2 separate regions of the Homo sapiens genome follow, and region 1 is linked to region 2. A link is an interaction called in ENCODE POLR2A ChIA-PET data of the cell type or tissue named here. Cell type or tissue: Panc1. All regions are shown on one strand. Each heading gives the region's core, and the rest is flanking DNA. Links, peaks and the distances in the headings are about the cores only.

Region 1 (5,394 bases), core at 129-5,128, 830 kb after region 2:
AAGTCAGATTGTCCCTGTTTGCAGATGACATGATTGTATATCTAGAAAACCCCATTGTCTCAGCCCAAAATCTCCTTAAGCTGATAGGCAACTTCAGCAAAGTCTCAGGATACAAAATCAATGTGCAAAAATCACAAGCATTCTTATACACCAATAACAGACAAACAGAGACAAATCATGAGTGAACTCCCATTCACAGTTGCTTCAAAGAGAATATAATACCTAGGAATCCAACTTACAAAGGACATGAAGGACCTCTTCAAGAAGAACTACAAACCACTGCTCAGTGAAATAAAAGAGGATACAAACAAGTGGAAGAACATTCCATGCTCATGGGTAGGAAGAATCAATATCGTGAAAATGGCCATACTGCCCAAGGTAATTTATAGATTCAAGGCCATCCCCATCAAGCTACCAATGACTTTCTTCACAGAATTGGAAAAAACTACTTTAAAGTTCATATGGAACCAAAAAAGGGCCTGCATTGCCAAGTCAATCCTAAGCCAAAAGAACAAAGCTGGAGGCATCATGCTACCTGACTTCAAATTATACTACAAGGCTACAGTAACCAAAACAGCATGGTACTGGTACCAAAACAGAGTTATAGACCAATGGAACAGAACAGAGCCCTCAGAAATAATACCACATATCTACAACCATCTGATCTTTGACAAACGTGACAACTACAAGAAATGGGGAAAGGATTCCCTATTTAATAAATGGTGCTGGGAAAACTGGCTAGCCATATGTAGAAAGCTGAAACTGGATGCCTTCCTTACACCTTATACAAAAATTAATTCAAGATGGATTAAAGACTTAAATGTTAGACCTGAAACCATAAAAACCCTAGAAGAAAACCTATGCAACACCATTGAGGACATAGGCATGGACAAGGACTTCATGTCTAAAACACCAAAAGCAATGGCAACAAAAGCCAAAATTGACAAATGGGATCTAATTAAACTAAAGAGCTTCTGCACAGCAAAAGAAACTACCATCAGTGTGAACAGGCAGCCTACAGAATGGGAGAAGATTTTTGCAATCTACTCATCTGACAAAGGGCTAATATCCAGAATCTACAATGAACTCAAATTTACAAGAAAAAAACAAACAACCCCATCAAAAAGTGGGCGAAGGATATGAACAGACACTTCTCAAAAGAAGACATTTATGCAGCCAAAAGACGCATGAAAAAATGCCCATCATCACTGGCCATCAGAGAAATGCAAATCAAAACCACAATGAGATACCATCTCACACCAGCTAGAATGGCGATCATTAAAAAGTCAGGAAACAACAGGTGCTGGAGAGGATGTGGAGAAATAGGAACACTTTTACACTGTTGTTGGGACTGCAAACTAGTTCAACCATTGTGGAAGTCAGTGTGGGGATTCCTCAGGGATCTAGAACTAGAAATACCATTTGACCCAGCCATCCCATTACTGGGTATATACCCAAAGGATTATAAATCATGCTGCTATAAGGACACATGCATACCTATGTTTATTGTGGCACTATTCACAATAGCAAAGACTTGGAACCAACCCAAATGTCCATCAATGATAAACTGGATTAAGAAAATGTGACACATATACACCATGGAATACTATGCAGCCATAAAAAAGGATGAGTTCATGTCCTTTGTAGGGACATGGATGAAGCTGGAAACCATCATTCTCAGCAAACTATCACAAGGACAAAAAACCAAACACCGCATGTTCTCACTCATAGGTGGGAATTGAACAATGAGAACACATGGACACAGGAAGGGGAACATCACACACCGGGGCCTGTTGTGGGGTGGGGGGAGGGGGGAGGGATAGCATTAGATGATATACCTAATGTTAAATGATGAGTTAATGGGTGCAGCACACCAGCATGGCACATGTATACATATGTAACTAACATGCATGTTGTGCACATGTACCTTAAAACTTAAAGTATAATAAAAAAAAATTTTTCCATAAAAAAAAGGAATCCAAATAAGACATGAGGCAAAAGAATTCAAAAGCCACATTGTATCCTAGGCTGAAATTCACTAACCTATTATATCTAGTATCTCATTTCCAGCTTTATTGGCCAATATAGCTCACCAAAGACTATATAAAAAAAAATCAAAGGGAAGAATAAAATAGAATCCCCAGTTGTAAATAACGGTGTTATTTCAAAACTCACCTAGTATTACTCCAGAAGCTTTCTACTTACCTATGCAGAATTCCCTTGCCATTCTTTAACTCTTTTCTGGCAAGCATTTAGTATTCAGGAATGAGAGACCTTTCATTAAAGAGGCTCTATCTGAAGCTCTAGGAGTGTGCCTATCAACAATTTAAATGACTAAAAGTTTCAACTGGTAGTCAATCTAGTTTGCCTGTGAACTCTTATCTCCTTTCTTAGATTTTTGGACTGTGGTAACATCTCTGAACTTGTAATTACTAAAGTAGTTAAATTATTTGATCCATGTTTAATATGATATGAGATTTCATATCATCCACTTACTCTCTATCTAGAATGCACTTTATGAGCACACGTCCTCTTTTAGGCAGGCGTCAGAATATTAACTTCGCCTTAGATATTCTTTTTCTTAAGGTCAGAAGTGATCTGATAAAGAAAACTTTAGGAAAAATATGTCTTCCTTGCTCTCCATGTAGGAGTTACTGACTTCTCTTTCTCTGAAGAATTCAGACTAACACAGATGTAAAGCCTGAATTTTCAGCCAGGCTTTGTGAATAGACCTTCTGGAAGGGCTACAGTGAATGGCTCAAGAGCTTCTTTCCAGGTTTAGTAGGCTAAGAGGCTGTGTCATTTAATTGTAGGAGGGAATAAAGGGAAAAAGTAGAAAAGAAAGGTAATAAAAAAGATGAAAAGATAAACTTGAAAGGGAGAAATTAATATTAATAGTGTTACTCTGTAGGCCATAGACAGCAGCTCTAAAATTATTAGTTGTAATAGGTTATAAACTGGAAAATAAACACTTAATAAATTTTAAAAGTGATCTCATGCTCCAATTAGAGAAATTGACATCAGTCTTGCATAATACAATTTGATAATGTAGTTAATCATGAGCCAAACCTTTTGAAGACTAATCAATTTAAGCTACGATCTTCATTTCCAAAGATAAAAGATGACAGAATAGAAGGTTACCATACTTACAAAGATTCCTTGGTGAAAATTGTAAATACACTTTATTAATAAATGAAAAAGTTATTTTCTGAAATACTGTAGAAATCATTCAAATCCAAATTCAACAACTGAAGCTGACAGAGAGAAGTGCACAATTAATCTCATACTTGAGATACATTGTCTTACATGTCACTGAACCTTGACATTCCAGCATCAATGTTTGCTCCATGTTCTTTCTATAGTAAAGGTGTGCATCCTCATCTGCTTGTACACAGACATGCCTATAATATTGACAACTTTTTAATTACAAATACCTAAGTATAACTAATATGATGTTGAGAATCGATGTCAAAATAAAATTACAATACATGTAGTTGCTAATCTTATCCATTCCTTAGATTATTGTGTATAATTATTTTGGTTGCCTGTCCAAAAATAAGTTTATTCTTAAAACCTTTGTTTTGACACTTGACAAGGAATTTTTCTTCACACATTCACATTACAAATTAATCAGGCTTGAGTGAAAGAACTTGCAATTATGAGGACAGATATGATTTGTTTCTCATCTCAACATTCATAATAAGTAGTTAACTGTACAAGTTAATCATTGGTCAGAATCATTGAAGGGTACCCGGTACAAATATTGCTGGAAATTAAGGGACCTAAATTATAGCTTACAGTCACAGATATTGAAAATATACAAATGCCATAGACAGAAGCTCTAAGTGGGTTTTTAAATATTCAATAGAGTGGAATTCATGTTTTAGTGCATTCCAGTCATCTAAAATAATCACAGTGCTCTACCTGAAAACACTTTTTGGACATATTCATAGTTTGCTGGAGGGATGCATAGCTTTCCTCTATAGATTAATAGAAGACAAGTCTATACTCTGAAGGTGGTAAATTATCTCAGCAGGAAATTCCTGAAAAATACAGAATCAAGTACATCAAAGCATTATATAAAAACTAAAACTTAGAAGTGGGCTATCAAAGATGATTTTTTCACTATTTAAATTAAAGGATTGGGTAAAATGAAGAATTCTGCAAGTACAATTAATTTATTCCTCAAGCAAGTGAATGGAATACATTAAATGTGGGAAAGTACAGTAAATCTGGGAGAGCCAGAAATTGTTCTAAATCAAGGCTCTAGTTTGGATGCAGATACACACACATGATTCAAAGTTTGATATCAGAAGTATACAAACCTATCTACTTGCAGATCAAATATTAATCATGTACTAGATCTTTTTCCCATTCAGACAGGAAATTCAGAAGATGATTCTCACAGGTGGAGAAGTTTATCTAACAATTAAGTCATCCTGTAATCAATAGTCAATAAATGTCCCTCAGGTTTCTGATATTGGTATATCTGAAGAGCTGAACTAATTTTGTACTATCTTGCTCTGCGTTATCAGATTCTTTGAAGATTCTGACTTCCTTTCCAAACAGTTTACATAATATTTCCAAGATTTGTAACTTACTGTATACACTTTATCGTATTTCAGCTGACCACTGTCCTTTGAACTACATGCTTATTTTTGGTCTAAAACTCTTTAGTTGGGTCTTTTTCTATGTATCTATATTGTCCTATCATTTCTGGTTCCTCCTAGGCATTGATTATTCTCGGATCTACCTGTTTCTCCTTCTTCTGTAGATAATGTTGGCTGTCAAGGTTGTAATTCTATACCTTCTGTCAATTATTCTTTGCCTCCTGTGCTCCTAGGTCAATTGTCAGAAAAGGGTTGTGATGATCAATCCTGCCATCAAGGAGAAGCTGAAATATCCATCGATACAAAGTGTTAGGTCAAGGACACACAGGATAGATAAGACTTTAAAGGAATGCTCATCCATCATTCATAAAGCTGGTAAAGCACTAGGAAAGTCAAAGCAATGAAATGTCAGAGCGCGTTGCTAAGGAATGCAAACCTAACTCATGGATGTCAATTGGCTTCAGCCAGGAAATTCCCAGTACACATCTACTTGAAGCAAGATACTCTTTCAGGCCTCTGGCAAGTGAAAATATTAATCACTATAAATTTAGGCTCTCTGGGCTCTACTCATTCTTTAATTTAATATGAAGGCCATCAAACTAAGTAAATAGTTGTGGTAAATTCGGACAAGTATGATCAAACGACTGAATGGGAAAAATTGTTTTTTGACTGGGCAATTAATTCAAGATACATAAAGAGTTTGCGAGTGTAGTTCGTGAGTGCATTAAAAGACCTATTGCTTGAACAAAGAGGACATTGACCACAAAAGCAGCTGCCCTCCCCT
Region 2 (5,394 bases), core at 206-5,205:
GAGTTTATCTGATTTCTTTCATGTTAGTTTGGTTAAGTTAATCAAATAGTAAATGCATGTTCATTCTGTGCCAGGCAGTGTATATAGCACAGAGGGCAAAATGATTTAGTTGACTAAGTCCCTGCACTTAATGACCTTACAGACTATTTAGAAGATCTAGAAATAAGTAAGATATAATTAAGAGTGGGAGGTACAAAAAGTGCCATCAGGACGTGGAGAAAGTACAGTCACTCACTCCTGGGTGATTAGTTAAGTTTCTCGGATCAGGCCATCAATTGGCAAAATCCTTATGAATGGGCACAAAATGTACTTGGGAAAATGAGGAAGTAATAGCGATGGTGGTAAATGTTTAATAATCAGCTCTCAAGCCAAAAAGTTCAGGTTTTATTTGTTTGTTTTGAGATGGAGTCTCGCTCTGTTGCCTAGGCTGGAGTGCAGTGGCGCGATCTCGGCTCACTGCAACCTCTGCCTCCTGGCTTCAAGTGATTCTCCTGCCTCATCCTCCTGAGTAGCTGAGATTACAGGCATATGCCATACGCCCGGCTAATTTTTGTATTTTTAGTAGAGGCGGGGGTTTCACCACGTTGGCCAGGCTGGTCTCGAACTCCTGACCTCGTGATCTGCCTGCCTTGGACTCCCAAAGTGCTGAGATTACAGATGTGAGCCACCATGCCTGGCCAAAGTTCAGGTTTTAGCACTTGCCAGTTTCCATGGTATAAATACTACCACCATGGCTGAATTCAAAGGACCAATGTGACATCACTGAACACAAAATTAGGAAGAGATGCATAGTAACACACCCTTATTTAGTACTTCCACCATACAGATACAAGAGAAGTAAATATCCTGCAAATATAATTAATAGTAAAATAATTAGAAAGTGATAAGTTTTGATTTATTACCTCTGTTTTTAATATAATTTATTTAGCTGTAAGTTTATATAATTTAATTTTAAATAATGGTTGTGACTAATAACTGGCCCACAAAATTCCTGAACATTTTAGCAACTGACTTTCAGGAGCTGGTATAGGCTGGTTTCAGCCCAGCCCACTACTCCATGCCTTATAATTTGGCATATGGGTGTGAGGAATCCAGTGAGATAATCCTCTTTAATTATGGGATCTTTCTATAACACTTTCCTAATTGAACAGTTTAGTGTAAGAAAACCTGGTCCATTTTGAAACTCCCTGGCAGGGGTTTAGTTATCAAGAAACTTTAGGTTCGTTGACACAAAATGTTGATGTCAGAAGGCTTTGGTGCATCCACTGTGGAGCTTAATCTCAGGAATAAATCCCCAAGAAGAAGACTGTTTTTCTGTTTAACTCAAGTTTCCCCACTATACAGGATTGACTCTCTTTGGTCTCAGGTGCTGATATGACTATTCAAGCTCTCTTTAAGTCCTGTTAACTTAGAGCACTGCTAGGACTATATAAAAGGTAAACTTTTCAATGTCTTTGAACTATGGACATTTTTCATGCTAAACACCATCTTTCCCAAATACTACACAGTAGGTAGTGGGTTTTCAGTAAATGTAGCTTGTAAATTACTACATCATCTTTGTACTAACAAACCTCCCGTGGCTCACAAGAGCACCCAATATTTAAGTTATTCAGAAATATTGGAAGAATCAACATGTCTGTAAAAGTAGGTAGATTTTCATCCAATTCTGCTATACATTGCCACTTTGATGGATTTTAATTTTGGGTGTATGTATGTGAAATTGTTAACATCTACAAAATATACATTATTAAATATAAAGCATGTTTTTTCATCTTAATACTGCATTTGGGCTTTGATTTAATGGTCTTTTATCATTATTTTCTACTGAATTATCAGTTACTTTTAAGCAGTTATTACTATTTGTTAGCTAAAGTTACTTTTGATTATTTCACTTGAGTTTTAAAATTCTTTCATTATTTAATCTCTATCAGTGTTAGAAAAGTGGAATGTTGTTTTAACATATGCTCTTATAATATTTGTTTATATAGGACAAAAATATTTCATGTTCCAAAAAATGTCATGTAAGATTAATGTAGCGCTAAATGGAAATTCCTGTGCTCCACATGCCTTTGTTAGGCTCCGCCCACAAAAAACCTAGTGTCTAAAACTAAGATATTCACATTTTAAGGCATATTGTAAGAAAGTTCTTGAAATTGGCAGATTGTGAATATGTTGTATATGTATTTTTTCCCTTTTAATGGGAAGGGTGTGTGTGTGTGTGTGTGTGTGTGTGATTTGAGTTTAGTAATATATGACAAAGTGCTGACAGTCCCCAAGTGACTTATGACTTATTTTGGGAAAATGGATTTTCTCCATATGATTTCTCTTTGTATATCTTATATAAAATCTTTTATCTTGTAGCAGGAAAAAAATTTACTTTCCCTTATATATGAACAATTTCAAGAATTTGGAAGCATTCCAAACTTTACAGTTTAAACATAGATTTCAGGCTGGGCACAGTGGCTCATGCCTGTAATCCAGCACTTTGGCAGGCTGAGGCAGATGGATCATTTGAGGTCAGGAGTTTGAGACCAGCCTGGTCAACGTGGTGAAACCCTGTCTCTATTAAAAATACAAAAATTAGCTGGGTGTGGTTGCACACACCTGTAGTCCCAGCCTACCTGGGAGGCTGAGGCAGGAGGATTGCTTGAGCCCAGGAGGTGGAGGTTGCAATAAGTCGAGATTATGCCACTGCACTTAGCCCGGGCTAGTCCCAGCCTACCTGGGAGGCAGGAGGATTGCTTGAGCCCAGGAGGCGGAGGTTGTAGTGAGCTGAGATTATGCCACTGCACTTAGCCCGGGCAACAGAGTATAGATTTCATAATAAAGATTCCTCAGACTGTGCAAAACAAAATGTAGATTTTTAACTCTTCTCAGTTAGTACTCTTTCTCCTTGAGGAAACCAAGTGGGAGAAGACATAGAGACAAATAATATTCAGAATTAATAAAGGTGTAGCACTAAGTCGATTGTTTCCTGTACTTAAATGGTTATATAATAGGAAAAAGACATATGTTCATATAAACTCTCAGGGATTTATTTTTAAAGAGCAATCTCTTCTGTGTGACCTGTGATCAGTAGACGTTAAACTCAATCTCTTACCTTTATGCCTATAATACTTTAACAATTAATTGATATTCAGAGTGATGGCTGAATTAGCTAAGCATAATCAAAAATGTAATTATGCTGGGTAAATTGTAATTCATAAGGCTGGAAAGCTTACCAGTAGTGGCCACAGTGATTGAAATGAGACTCCCCCCCCCAAATTTTCAGTTAATCACATGATTGTATTAACTAGGATGACCCATTTTTAGAGCATCTGTTTCTGACAACTTCTAATTTGTATTACTCTCTATTTCAACATTCTGTTTATTCAGCAGGGCCTGATAAAGATTTTTAGTTCATGTCTCACTATATTTAGCCACTCCTTCACTGCAGCCTGATGACATAATGACAACAATACATGAGCATCAGGATTTTACCTGCCTCTGCATCAGAAACTGAAGCCATTGGTGTATGTTTCTCTGGGCCATTTACATGTCTTGCCTGAGTATTTCAGAGGTAAACATTGTATCCCTTTTGAGTGTTTTGAGTCCACCAACCTATAGGGACATAACTTTAAAAATTATTTTCAATAACTAACATTTTAGTGTTTACTGGTCCTAGCATTGAGCTAAGTATCAGCTCATTATTTTCAAATTGTATGTAACCACCCATTTGGTGGGTACCGAATTCAATTCAGTAGGTAGCAACCAGCTTAAGGAAGAAAACCAGACCAACCATGAAATAGAATATAACAAAAACAATAACAAAGGTAATCATACATTTTGTAGAGGAAGAGAGAAGTATTGTTTCATGAAACTTTGGTTTTAATGGAATAGATTTATGTATCCTTATATGTCTGTGTACTGAGTCACAATGCAAAAAGAATTTCTAACTGTGGGTCTGGCCAAAAATATGGGAAAGTTACTATACTTCTCTCATACAATGTTTGCTATAAATCCTATTCACACAACTTTATAAGCTCCAAGTTTTTTCTCTTAACTATTATGTCGTGGCACTTCCTGGTACAGTGCAAAGAGCATAGAGTTTGCGTAATTTGGTAAATGAGTAATTTAACTTATATAGCCTGTTTCCTTATCCTCAATTCGTGTATAATTTCTGGATATTTACAGGGTTGTGAGAATCAAACTGGGTAATTTATGTTGGATATTCTTTTCCAAATTGAGCTACACATATGTAAGTTACTATGATTGTAATGCCTTGCCCTTTGGCCCTTCAAATACTAATTGACTACTGGGTTTGACTTAGGAAGACTGGATTGTCTTTTAAAATATTTTTCGAACCTGAAGATTTACAGTTCAGTGTTTTCACTTGTAGAGATCAGTCCTGTTGAGTACTTTTTACACAGTCTTTTGTTTCTTCTTTATGACAGGATGTTGTGAATAAAGCTAAGGTTTTTTTTTTATTTACTTTTCCTATTTTGGTATTACTCTTGACAAAAGCAATGGAAGGCAAATGTACTTTGGACATACCTGTATGAACTCATTATTCACATTTGTCTTCAAATAAAGCTGCATTTTGATTTTAAAACAAAATAACACTATGTAAATAAAACTCGATTTAAAATTTACGTTGAAATACCTATTGTGATACTCAATGGAACATTGAAATAATTTTGACCAATAAAAATATATCCAAGACTTAACAACAACAAAGGAATAAAAAAGATACACAAAACCTCCAATCAACTGTAAAACTTGTGAGTAGAGATATTTCAGTAATTGAAAATAGCTAGCAGAGTAGCTGTCCGCTGCCTGTCTTCTCTCTCTCTGCCATTCATTCTATTTATCTATCTATGTGGGTATCCAGCTGAATTTTTTGTCAAGATATATGTTTTTATTCCATATTTATTCTGTGGCCTAATCCAAAATATAATCATAAAAATATATATTTTACATTTTATGTATCAGTGTGGCATAACCTTATAATTCAGTATATATCCTGAAGACTTTGAGTTATGCACATTGTCATACTTAGACATAGTTCTCAACCTTTAGAGGATCAGACAGTTATCTGGACAGAGGAGCATTGATGCCACTGTTCTCCAGCATTCCCTTAGCCTCATCTTGCTAAAAGCAGAAGAGGATATTGGGATGCAAATAAAGTAGAGGAAGGGCTCTTTGCCAAGTGCTGTTTATTGAACTGAGTAAACGTCTCCCCCATGGGTTGGAGGGAGCTGGTTCGTTTAAGTGGGCAAGAAAAGCCAGTATTCTTCCAAGTAATGAGGTTTCTTAAATAAATATTCCAAATGTAGATTCTCTGGGCTGCATCAACAAGGGGCAAGCCTGAAAAGTCCCCTCAGTATCCAGGAGCCCAGGTTGAGAAGGGTTCTG

What was found. ChIA-PET counts read pairs that join two places held together with the same protein. Peaks named below come from ENCODE experiments on the same cell type or tissue, not always from the same donor. Only the 100,000 strongest peaks of a DNase experiment are listed, where the experiment ranks them.
Region 1: POLR2A ChIA-PET joins it to region 2 with 6 read pairs; 2 of 35 experiments call an interaction of 5 or more read pairs at or near these places.

Annotation. Positions count from the first base shown.
Region 1 is chr6:127,663,992-127,669,385 of GRCh38, reverse strand. It overlaps LINC02536 (long intergenic non-protein coding RNA 2536), which reads right to left. Exons shown (of 4, transcript XR_001743853.2): 2 at 4,754-4,894; 3 at 3,925-4,043. Among named protein-coding and RNA genes, the nearest start is that of LINC02536, 2.8 kb to the right of the region's middle. In Panc1, for the core only: no CTCF peak of the experiment used is centred there; no DNase peak of the experiment used is centred there.
Region 2 is chr6:128,498,231-128,503,624 of GRCh38, reverse strand. The region is part of intron 1 of PTPRK (protein tyrosine phosphatase receptor type K); the gene reads left to right. Among named protein-coding and RNA genes, the nearest start is that of PTPRK, 20 kb to the left of the region's middle. In Panc1, for the core only: no CTCF peak of the experiment used is centred there; no DNase peak of the experiment used is centred there; H3K27ac peaks cover 1,301 bases.